Regions from separate parts of the Homo sapiens genome. Here regions 1 and 2 are each linked to region 3. A link is a contact called in ENCODE Hi-C or POLR2A ChIA-PET data. All regions are on one chromosome and are shown on one strand. The core of a region is the stretch at or near the end of the contact, and the rest is flanking DNA. Distances in the headings are between cores, read along the strand shown.

Evidence for each region. Hi-C counts contacts between places; a loop is a spot of excess contacts on that map. ChIA-PET counts read pairs that join two places held with the same protein, here RNA polymerase II (POLR2A). Pooled maps may share reads with other maps.
Region 1: a map of IMR-90 shows a loop between it and region 3 (2.7-fold over the local background). The contact joins the promoter of ZCCHC3 here to the promoter of SRXN1 in region 3. A Hi-C loop is called at or near these places in 2 of 168 maps with a recorded cell type or tissue (IMR-90 and ovary), 1 of 37 single-sample maps with no recorded cell type and 8 of 50 pooled maps. POLR2A ChIA-PET finds 5 or more read pairs at or near these places in 1 of 52 experiments (B cell).
Region 2: a map of PC-9 shows a loop between it and region 3 (4-fold over the local background). The contact joins the promoter of SOX12 here to the promoter of SRXN1 in region 3. A Hi-C loop is called at or near these places in 1 of 168 maps with a recorded cell type or tissue (PC-9) and 8 of 50 pooled maps. POLR2A ChIA-PET finds 5 or more read pairs at or near these places in 4 of 52 experiments (PC-9, RWPE1 and WTC11).

The regions. Positions count from the first base shown.
Region 1 is chr20:296,320-299,407 of GRCh38, reverse strand. ZCCHC3 (zinc finger CCHC-type containing 3) reads right to left here and starts at 1,838. Exons shown (of 1, transcript NM_033089.7): 1 at 1-1,838. The coding sequence starts at 1,821. The coding sequence ends at 610. RefSeq lists silencers at 1,395-1,464, 1,645-1,734.
Region 2 is chr20:324,027-327,056 of GRCh38, reverse strand. It overlaps SOX12 (SRY-box transcription factor 12), which reads right to left and starts at 1,505. Exons shown (of 1, transcript NM_006943.4): 1 at 1-1,505. The coding sequence starts at 1,132. The coding sequence ends at 185. It overlaps NRSN2-AS1 (NRSN2 antisense RNA 1), which reads left to right and starts at 1,805. Exons shown (of 3, transcript NR_109990.1): 1 at 1,805-1,915. RefSeq lists silencers at 376-865, 886-945, 1,016-1,395, 1,506-1,815, 2,376-2,635 and 1 more.
Region 3 is chr20:651,634-654,927 of GRCh38, reverse strand. It overlaps SRXN1 (sulfiredoxin 1), which reads left to right and starts at 1,728. Exons shown (of 2, transcript NM_080725.3): 1 at 1,728-1,952. The coding sequence starts at 1,743. It overlaps LOC107985423 (a long non-coding RNA gene), which reads right to left and starts at 1,975. Exons shown (of 2, transcript XR_001754452.2): 1 at 1,454-1,975; 2 at 1-1,139. RefSeq lists a silencer at 1,291-1,850.

The sequences.
Region 1 (3,088 bases), core at 589-3,088, 360 kb after region 3:
GGCCACCATTCAGAGCTTATTGATTCAGATTATATACACTTCTAACAACACTGGTTTCACAAATTCTCAGACCACGTAGATTAAAAGCAGCAAATTAAATGAGGGAGGGGAAGAGCTGCAAAAGGTAGACACTCTGATAGAAGCCACAGTCAACAATGTTTTCAATTCAGCAAACACTGATGGAGTGCCTACCACGTGTTGGGCCCCGTACCTAGTGCTGGGGCATAAAGATGAGCAAGGCAGCCCAAAGGGTGAAAATCCAGGGGAAGAAAAGGTATGGGGCGGGGAGGGCGGGAGGGGGGCAAGGAGAGAGAGAAAAAGTACAAGAAACAAAACAAATACCCAATAGAAAAACGAAAATAAAATTTTAAAAGGGAGGGGCAACACATCTGCACGCTACAGTTCTCCGCAGTCGTTATTGGTGACAGAGTCACCAATTCAGAACAGGCTGAAATGGAGTAAACTCGGTTTAAGAAGGCATAGAGAGATGTCTCTTGTAGGTTTTAAAAAGATCTCCTTCAAAAACGATAAAAAATGGTTTAAAAAAAAGTTTTGGCACTTAAGAGGGATAAGCTGGCTGTGTGTTCACCCTGGCAGGCAGGCGGGTGTTTAGTGCCCGGCCACGCCGGTTAGCTGAGCTGCCACGGAATTGTGCACTGCTTTGGGACACTGGGCAAAGGCGTGTCCTCGCTTGCCACAGAGGTTGCACACGATGCCCTTCCGGCAGTAAGGGCTCAGGTGCCCCTCCTCCCCGCACCTGAAGCACCTGTCCTGCGTGCAGCTGCCGCTCATGTGGGTCCGGGAACCACATTTAAAGCATGTCTTGGGCTGCCCCTTGTACCAGCTGTAGCCCCTCTCGGCCCCCAGGAAGAAGGCCCCTGGCAAGTGCCTGACCCCGCCCTCCCCCTGGCGCAGCTCGATCTCGCATTTGTACTCCCCGGTCCAGATCCCAAACCTGTCGGTCACTTTCACCGGCACGGCCAGCACGTCGCAGTGGCGCTTGAGCCAAGTCACAATGTCCTCCACGTCCACCGTCTCGTTCCGGAAGAGGATGAAGAGCGTCTTCAAGCTGGACTTGCTCCGCCCCAGCACCACAAAGTTCTCCCAGCAGTCCTCCTGCTCCCGCTTCTCCTCGTAGACGCGTAGGAACAGGGCCAGCTTCTCCGCTGAGCGGAAGCTCACGTCGAATTCGCGGCTGCCCGGGATCTGGATGACCGCGTAGATGTCGCTCGGGTCCATGCCGATGGAGCGCAGGATAAGCGCTCCTACCACGAAGTCCCGGGTCGGGCAGGCGCCCTCGTCTCCCTGGAAACAGATGCGGACGAGGAAGCGACCCTTGCCCGGGCCTGCCGCCGCCGCCGGCTCATCCTGGAGGGGCCGCTCGGCCGCGTCCTCGGCCTCGCCGGGCCTGGCCGGGGTCGCCATGGCGGCCGCCGCCGCCTCGGCCTTCTTCCTCCTGCCCGCCTCCGCAGCGCCCTTCTTTTTGCGGGGGTCCACCGCCTCGCCGGCCGGATCTCTCCGACGGCCCTTCGGATCCCCGCGGCCAGCCGGTGGGAAGTCGCCGAGGTCCGGCGCCGCCAGGCCCGCGGGGCCGCCGAGCCCGGCGCTCCCTCCACCGCCGCCGCTTTCCTCCTCCCGCCGCGGCGGCCGCGGCTCGCGGAATTCGCCCTTCTTCTCGGCTAGATTCTTCACCACCTGGGCCCAGCCCATCTTCTCGCGGCCGCCGTCGGCCTCCTCGCCCCGGGCCGCGGGCCGCGCGGGGGGCAGAAGCTGCGGCCGCCCCCGTTTCCTCTCTTCCTCCGCGCCGCCGCCGGTGGCCATTTTACCTCCTTCCCAGCATCCTCCACTCGCTCCCGCAGCCAAAGGGCGCCCATCGCGCGCGCCCGCCCGCCGGGGCTGTGTGGGTTTGGTTTTTTTTTTTTTTTGAAATTTGACGCTACCCTCCCCCGCCGCGCCCTCAAAGGTATCACATGCGGCGCATATTGGCCAGCGCCGGCTCTGCGCCCCCTGCGCTGAGCCTCTCTTCCGCCAGCGCTCGCTCCAACCTCACCTCCGTCCGCAGCGGGATGGGGCGCCCGGAGGCGGCCCTTTCCCCAGCGCGGGTTTGGCAGCCTCCGGCCTCGCTCTCGAGGATTTGGCGTTTCGCAAGCGGTGCTCGACGATTTCATGCTAGCAGCTTTGCTAACGGCCCACAGCCCACAGGCGGGACGGAGTTCGGCAACATCTCTCCCATTTTTTCTTTTTTGTACCTTTTCTGTTAAAAAAGCAAAAGCAATAGCAAAATTAAAACTTAGCTTTCCGTTTCCCCAGAACTGACTGCAATGCGTTATTTTTTTTCCCACGTCGGATTATGCACGTTTTCAAGAAGAAAAGTTGAAAGTTTTACAGTGAACATTTTACCATTAACTTTTTATCATTAAAATTTTACTCTGTCACACTACGCCTCGATCCATTCATCGGTCTTTATTTTTTGATACATTTCCAAGTAAGTCATATTGCATTAATTTTTATTTTTTTGAAAAGACTTTCGTCGTATTTAGGATGAAGTGTGAGTGCTGCTTAAGTTCCCAGTACTGTGTTAAGCACACTTCAGACTTTATTACATGGAATCTTCCAAAAACAATGCTGTAATTATGCCCATTTTACAGATAAAGAGGCAGGAGTTAAGTCACTTGGCGGAGTTAATAGGCAGCCCCACGTATAGGTAGCTTATATTTCTTTCTTTCTTTCTTTTTTGAGACGGACTCTTGGTCTGTCGCCCAGGCTGGAGTGCAGTGGCTCAATCTCGGCTCACTGCAGGCTCCGCCTCCCGGGTTCACGCCATTCTCCTGCCTCGGCCTCCTGAGTAGCTGGGACTACAGGCGCCCGCCACCACGCCTGGCTAATTTTTTGTATTTTTAGTAGAGACGGGATTTCACCGTGTTAGCCAGGATGGTCTCGATCTCCTGACCTCGTGATCGCCCGCCTCGGCCTCCCAAAGTGCTGGGGTTACAGGCGTGAGCCACCGCGCCCGGCCGGTAGCTTATATTTATTTAACCACTTTATTTCTGACGCCGTGGATCAAGAACTGTGCATCAGATCCTAGGAA
Region 2 (3,030 bases), core at 256-2,755, 330 kb after region 3:
GCTGCCTTGGGGTGTGTCTGCGGGGGAGGGGCATGTCTGGATCTGAGGGGGGATGGGCACGTCCAGGAGGGGGCAGGCTGCGCGGGAGATGGGGTGCCAGCCTCGGCCTCCGAGGGGCCCCAATACCTGATTCCTGTATGTAAACAGCTGGTTTGGGGGCGTGCGCGCCCCGCTGACGGTGGGCTCAGTAGGTGAAAACCAGGTCTGCGATGCTAGACGGGCGCCAGTCCCCCGCGATCATCTCGGTAACCTCGGGGGTGCAGTAGTCCGGGAACTCGAAGTGCGACGTGCCCGAGGGAGGCTGCAGGTCCGGGTCGCGATCCAGGGCGCTGCAGTCCAGGCCGGCCGGGCCAGGGGGCAGCCTGGACAGAAAGCCCAGCGACTCCTCCCCCGACGCCACCGTCTCCTCTTCACCTTCCTCAGCCGCTGCCGCCTCCTCCTCCTCTTCCTCCGGCTCCTCGTCCTCCGACGGTGTCGGGGAGGCGGCGGCGGCGGCGGCCGCCCCCTCGCCCGACGGCCCTTGGGCGCGCTCCGCTTGTCCCCGAGCGGCCCGTCCCGCCGGGACCATCCTCCACAGCTCCCGCCCCGGGGTCTCGACCAGGCGCACTTCCAGCAGCTCCTCGTCGTCGTCTTCATCGTCGTCCTCGGGCGCCGCCGCCCCGCCCCCCAAAGGCCCTCCCGCTGCTCGGCGGCCCCCGCGGCCAGGCAGCTGCGGCCCGGGCTTGAGCCGGCTGCCGCCACCGCTACCACCGGGGGGGCGGGGCCGCGCCTTGGCGGGCGCCCCCTTGCTCTTTTTGCGCGGCCGGTACTTGTAGTCCGGGTAATCCGCCATGTGCTTGAGCCGCAGCCGCTCCGCCTCCCGCACGAACGGGATCTTCTCCGAGTCCTGCAGCAGCTGCCAGCGGCGGCCCAGGCGCTTGGAGATCTCGGCGTTGTGCATGTCGGGCCACTGGTCCATGATCTTCCGCCGTTCGTGCTGCGACCACACCATGAATGCGTTCATCGGCCTCTTGATGTGGCCGCTCGGGGTCTTGCACCAGCCGGGCTCGCGCGCCCCCTCCTCGGCCGGCCCGGGTCCCGGGGGCGGCGGCCCGCCGTCCCGCTTGGCCCTCGCGCCCCGCTGCTGCACCATCGCGCCTGGGCCCGGGGCCGCTAGACGCCGCCGGGGGCCGTCCGCATCCTCCGCGGCTGGGGGTGGGGGAGGAGGCAGCGGCGACGGAGGGGCGGCCCCGCCCCGCGGCTCGGCCCGGCCCCCGCGAACTGGGGAGCGAGGAGCTGGGCGCTCGGGCCCAACGGACGGCGGGGGGAGAAGGTCAGCGCGGTCTCAGGCGGGCTCGGCGCGCCCCCGCCGCCTCCGGCAAGTTGCGTCCTGGCTCACAACACACATTGTTTTGCGGGGGCCGAGGAATCGCACCCTCCGGGCCCCCGCGGGCTCTTCCTGCAGCCTCTGGCTCCGCCGCGGCCCGCGCGCGCCGCTCCCCGCCCGGCCGCCGACGCCTTTCAGTGTCTTTCTCCCCGCGCGGCCCCGCCGGCGCGCGCACCACCCCTCCCCCTCGCCGTCTGCGGGCCGCTGCGGCGCGCGCGGGGCCGCCCCGTGTAAACACCGAGGTGCCCGCTTGGGCTGCGGCCGGGCCCCGCCTCGCGCTCGGGCGCCGCGTCACCCGTTGCTGGGCAGAGAAGCCGGTATTTGCATCTCCCAATCGCTGGCCGCCGGAGCGGGGCGGGGCTCGGGCTGCGGGGCTGGGCGGTCTCGCGGCTAGGATTGGGGGAGACCGGCGAGATCGGTTTCTTTTCTTAGGTTAGGGGTTGGAGGAAGGGTAGGGGACGCGAGCCTGCTTCCATCTGACGCTGGACGCTTGTCCCTGCCCCGCGTTGCCTTTTAAATTTTAGCTCATTCCGAGACACCTGCCGTCAGGTAGGATTTCCGCCCTTTCCTCTTTCAGGGACGTCTTTTCGGACCATCCCAGAAGAGAATTTGGGGGGCCCAAGACTCAGGAAAGCTTCTTAAGGGGACGAACTCAGGTTGTCGTAGATGTTGCCCCCCGCCTACTACACACAGGGTCCGACCACATATGGGACCAGCAAATGCTTTTGGACCTAGTGAACAAATCCCTTTCTCATATATATGTATATTTAATCTCGTTCGAAGCTCCATAAGAATCCGGAGGGAGAAGGGAATATGATAATATGATGCCCAGTTTCCAAATAGGAAGCACCGAGGACACGCAGACTAGGATTCGATTCCCAGGCTCGCGGTCCCAGCTGTCTCTCCCCTGCTCAGCACCAAGGGCCGCGGGGCACCTCGCCTGCCAGCCAAAGGTCCTGAGCTGGGCGGACTTCCCGCTTTTCACAAACCGCAGGCGACATTCGAGGATGCGTGGGTGCGCCATTCCCAGGTCCTACCCCACCCCGTAGCCTGCCCGGTGCCCGACTTGGGCGCGTCGCCCCACCCAAGCCTGGAGAAGCGTGCAGGGGCACGGGGCGGAGCCAGTCCTGGGGGCGTGGCCGGGTGGCCGGCACGAGGCGCGTGGCGGGGAGGGGCCGCGCGCTCCCGGCTCACCACGTGTGAGCCAGTTCGGGCACCACTGGGCGTGTGCCGCCCCTGGGGGAGGTCACCTTCACGGCGTCGTGAGCATGGGCGATGGGAGGGGGCGCTGAGGCCTCGCCCTTGGGAAGCAGGAGCTGGGAGGTGCCCGGATTAGGGTCTTTAAGGTGGCATTCCGCTGGGGCGTAGCGGGCATGGTTTGGGGCTAGGAGAATGCGCCTCTGGCGGTACAGCTCACCCACTTCTGGACGAGCGAAGGCCAAGAGCCGAGCTTGAGGGTGTGGGGCGGGGAGGAAGGACCGAGGTGCGGCTCCGCGGCGCGGGGGGCGGGGTGGGGGTGGTGGGGAGAAAGAAATTGGAGCATCCCTGGAGGGAGGGGGCGACTCTTAAAGGCACAGGGTGCTTGGAAGAGGAGGCCCTGCTCCCGTCCAAACGGTCCCTCCGCCTTTCAGAAGCTGAGATCTGGAAAAGCCTACGTGTAAAAC
Region 3 (3,294 bases), core at 479-2,978:
CTGGGATTACAGGTGTGAGCCACCGGGCCCAGCCAGAACTGGAGTCTTTGGTCACATTGTTCAACTGCCTCTTTACCAACCTTGGACATACCTACCTCCAAACATTTTATTATGTGAGAAAACAAACCTTCTTATTGCTTAAGCCATTTTGAATTGGGCCATAGATATCTTAACACAGAGAATTTGATACCAGGAAATGAGGCCTCCCTGGGTACACCATGATGATAGAATCAGGCCAGAGCTCCACTTTTCCACTCTAGAAACTGTTATCCTGCCATTCTTACTTCCTGTAATGAGGAAGATGTTTTAGAAGGGATAACTTCCCTCTTGATGAAATTCTCTAATTCTGAATAATTCTGGGGCTGAGGTGTGGGTGTCAGTTCTACTTCTTGAAATAAAGTATCATTTAGGTGCGCACGGGAATTATGTTTCGAAAGGGAAAGGCTGGAGTCTTGGTGTCAGTGTTCTAAGGTTTTGTGAGAGACTAAGAACCCAAAATAAATGATCTTCAACAGCAAAATGGATGTTATGCAATTCACAGAGCACTATGAGCACTCTCTCAATTCACACAACTTTGAGTGATGGGCAGCATGACTTCATTTTACAGACGGGGTTCAGAAAGTGTCAGCAACTGGTGGAAGGCAAAGTAGAAACTCCTGGCTCCCTCCTTCGTCTCCAGTTTTCTCCAGCTGGCAGGGTAAGTATGCATTTCTCCATGTTCGTGCCATTCAGGTTGAGAAGGAAGACAAGCAAACCAGACATGCTTGTCTTCGACCGAGTCTGGGATCGTCCACCTTCCTGCTTGGAGTTGGTGGTTAAGTGGCCCCACAGTTTGGACTCGTGTGACCTGACTTTCATTTCAGCTGACCTTGAACAGCGGGTCTATAACTGCACCTACTTCCAGTAGTGTTGTAATGACACAAACAGACAGTGTGGAACTTGAAGGCAGGGCCCACCCATTGTCAGCGCGACTCCTGAGGGCTCCGTGTGACAGTCACTGTTGCTGAACCAAGGCAGCCAACGGTGGGGTAGAAGGCGGACTCTGGAGCCAGACCGTCTGGATTTGAACGCGGATTCGGCCACTTACTAGTTCCGTGATCTTGGGTACATCACTTAAACCTGTGTCTCAGTCTCCTCTTCTGTAAAATGGGAATAACAGTCATACCTTCCTTGCAGGGTTGTTTTGAGGTTCAGATACGTTAATACACGTGCAAAATGTTCGGAACGACTCCAGACACAGCCGGCGCCAGACTGGAAGTGGAACCGCTGGTGGGGATCATAACCTCGCTGGCTAGGAACCCCAGCAGCGGGGCAGCAGCGCACCGCGGGCTTTGCCGACTCACCCTGGCTGGGCAGGTCCGCCGCGCTCTCCCCCGCCCCCGCCCCCGCGGCCTAAGTCGGCCCGGCCGGTGCGTCACCCGCGCCCCTCCCGCCCCGCGACCTGCAAACTCACCCTGAGTCAGCCCGCCCGGGCGTTTCCACTCCCCGGACGCCGCGCGGCGCAGGGGAGGCGAGAGGCGCCCCCCGGTGGAGAGCCTGAGCCCCGCGCGAGTCTGGCGGCACCTGGCGAGCGGAGCCGGAGTCGGGCTGGGGACCGCGGGGTCGAGGCCGGACCGCGGCGGGGTCGGGGGAGAAACGCGCGCTGCCCTGGCACGGGCCCCCCCCCCCGGCCGCGCGGAATGGTATGGCCCGGCCGGAGTTAAGGCCGGGGGGAGGCGGCGAGTCCCGCGGCGGCGGCGACGATGGGGCTGCGTGCAGGAGGAACGCTGGGCAGGGCCGGCGCGGGTCGGGGGGCGCCCGAGGGGCCCGGGCCGAGCGGCGGCGCGCAGGGCGGCAGCATCCACTCGGGCCGCATCGCCGCGGTGCACAACGTGCCGCTGAGCGTGCTCATCCGGCCGCTGCCGTCCGTGTTGGACCCCGCCAAGGTGCAGAGCCTCGTGGACACGATCCGGGTGAGGCCTCGGGGAGTCCAGCCAACCGGAGGGAGGGCTTCGGAGGAGGGAGGTTGCCGGAGGAGGGAGGTCGCTGCGATGGACGCGAGACGGACTGGTTCCGGGCCCAGCCGGAGCTCAGCCTCTGCTGTGTGACCTTGAGCAAGTAGCTGGGCCTCTCTGGGCCTCTGTTTCCTCACTTGAGCAAGGAGGGAATTGGGCGAGATAATTAAAGTAGTGATGATAACGCTTATAACGCTAGTGCTTGCAGTGGTCCAGGAACTGCAGGAAGTCCCTCAGTTTCCTATGCCAACCCTAGGAGGTAGATAGTGGCTCTTTTGCAGACGAGAACTGAGGCAGGGAAGATTTCAGCGGCTTGACTAAGATCAGGCGCTTAAAAAGTGACACGGCTGGAATTCACACCCAGGCAGCCTGGGCCCCACTGCCCAGCACATGGCCACCGCACTACCCGGAGATAAGCCGTGGGCTCTCATGGCTGTGACAGTCAGTGACAGTGGGACTAGGTGTGTCATATCTGCTGGGAGGCCCTTGTCTGAATGGGAAGTGGGAGAGGTCAAGGGTCAGCTCCACCACTGAGGAAGGGTGTTAAGAATACCGGAGTGATTCTGGCAGGAACTTGGGGGCCCCGCAAGAACAGGTGTCAGGTTAGGCCTACATAACGTTGTGTCCCCTTCCCCCGACCCTTGGAAGGTGAGCACATGAGATCCCTAAGCCCCACCCAGCACCTCTACAGCCACCCCCGATAACTTTCAGTCCTAGTATTTACACTAGTGTCCTCACTGCCTGGAGCCACTTCCCCAGACAACCACAGGGCCTGCTCCCCTGCCTGGTTCAGCTCTCTGCCTCCTTGATCACCCTTGGTCAGAGTCACTGGCCTCTCTAGCTCTCCCCTTAGCCCGAGATGTTTTTCAGGATACCACTTATGTCCACCAGAAATTATATTATACATCTATTTGTGTTGCATTTTATTTTCTGTCTTCCTGACCTCACGTGCACTCCACAAGGGCGAGGACCTCGTCCCATCTTATCTGTTGCCACAATAGTAGCACGGCGCCTGGCTGAGATGGGAAGGGATCTGCCATGCATGCCCTGTCCCACCACTGGGCTTTTTCTCCCGTTGAGAACCTCTTCTATCTCTGCCTTGTCGTTTCTCACTCTTTCTCGGTCTTCCTGTCTCAGTGTCAGGATCTTCCCTGACCATCCCTACCGGGTTAGGAGCTTCTGTGGGCCTGCAGCCACCTGTGTGCCCACCTGCATAGCTCTGATCTCACTGGCTTTTTTTTTTTTTTTTTAAGACGTTGTCTGGGTCTGTCACCCTGGCTGGAGTGCAGTGGCACGATCT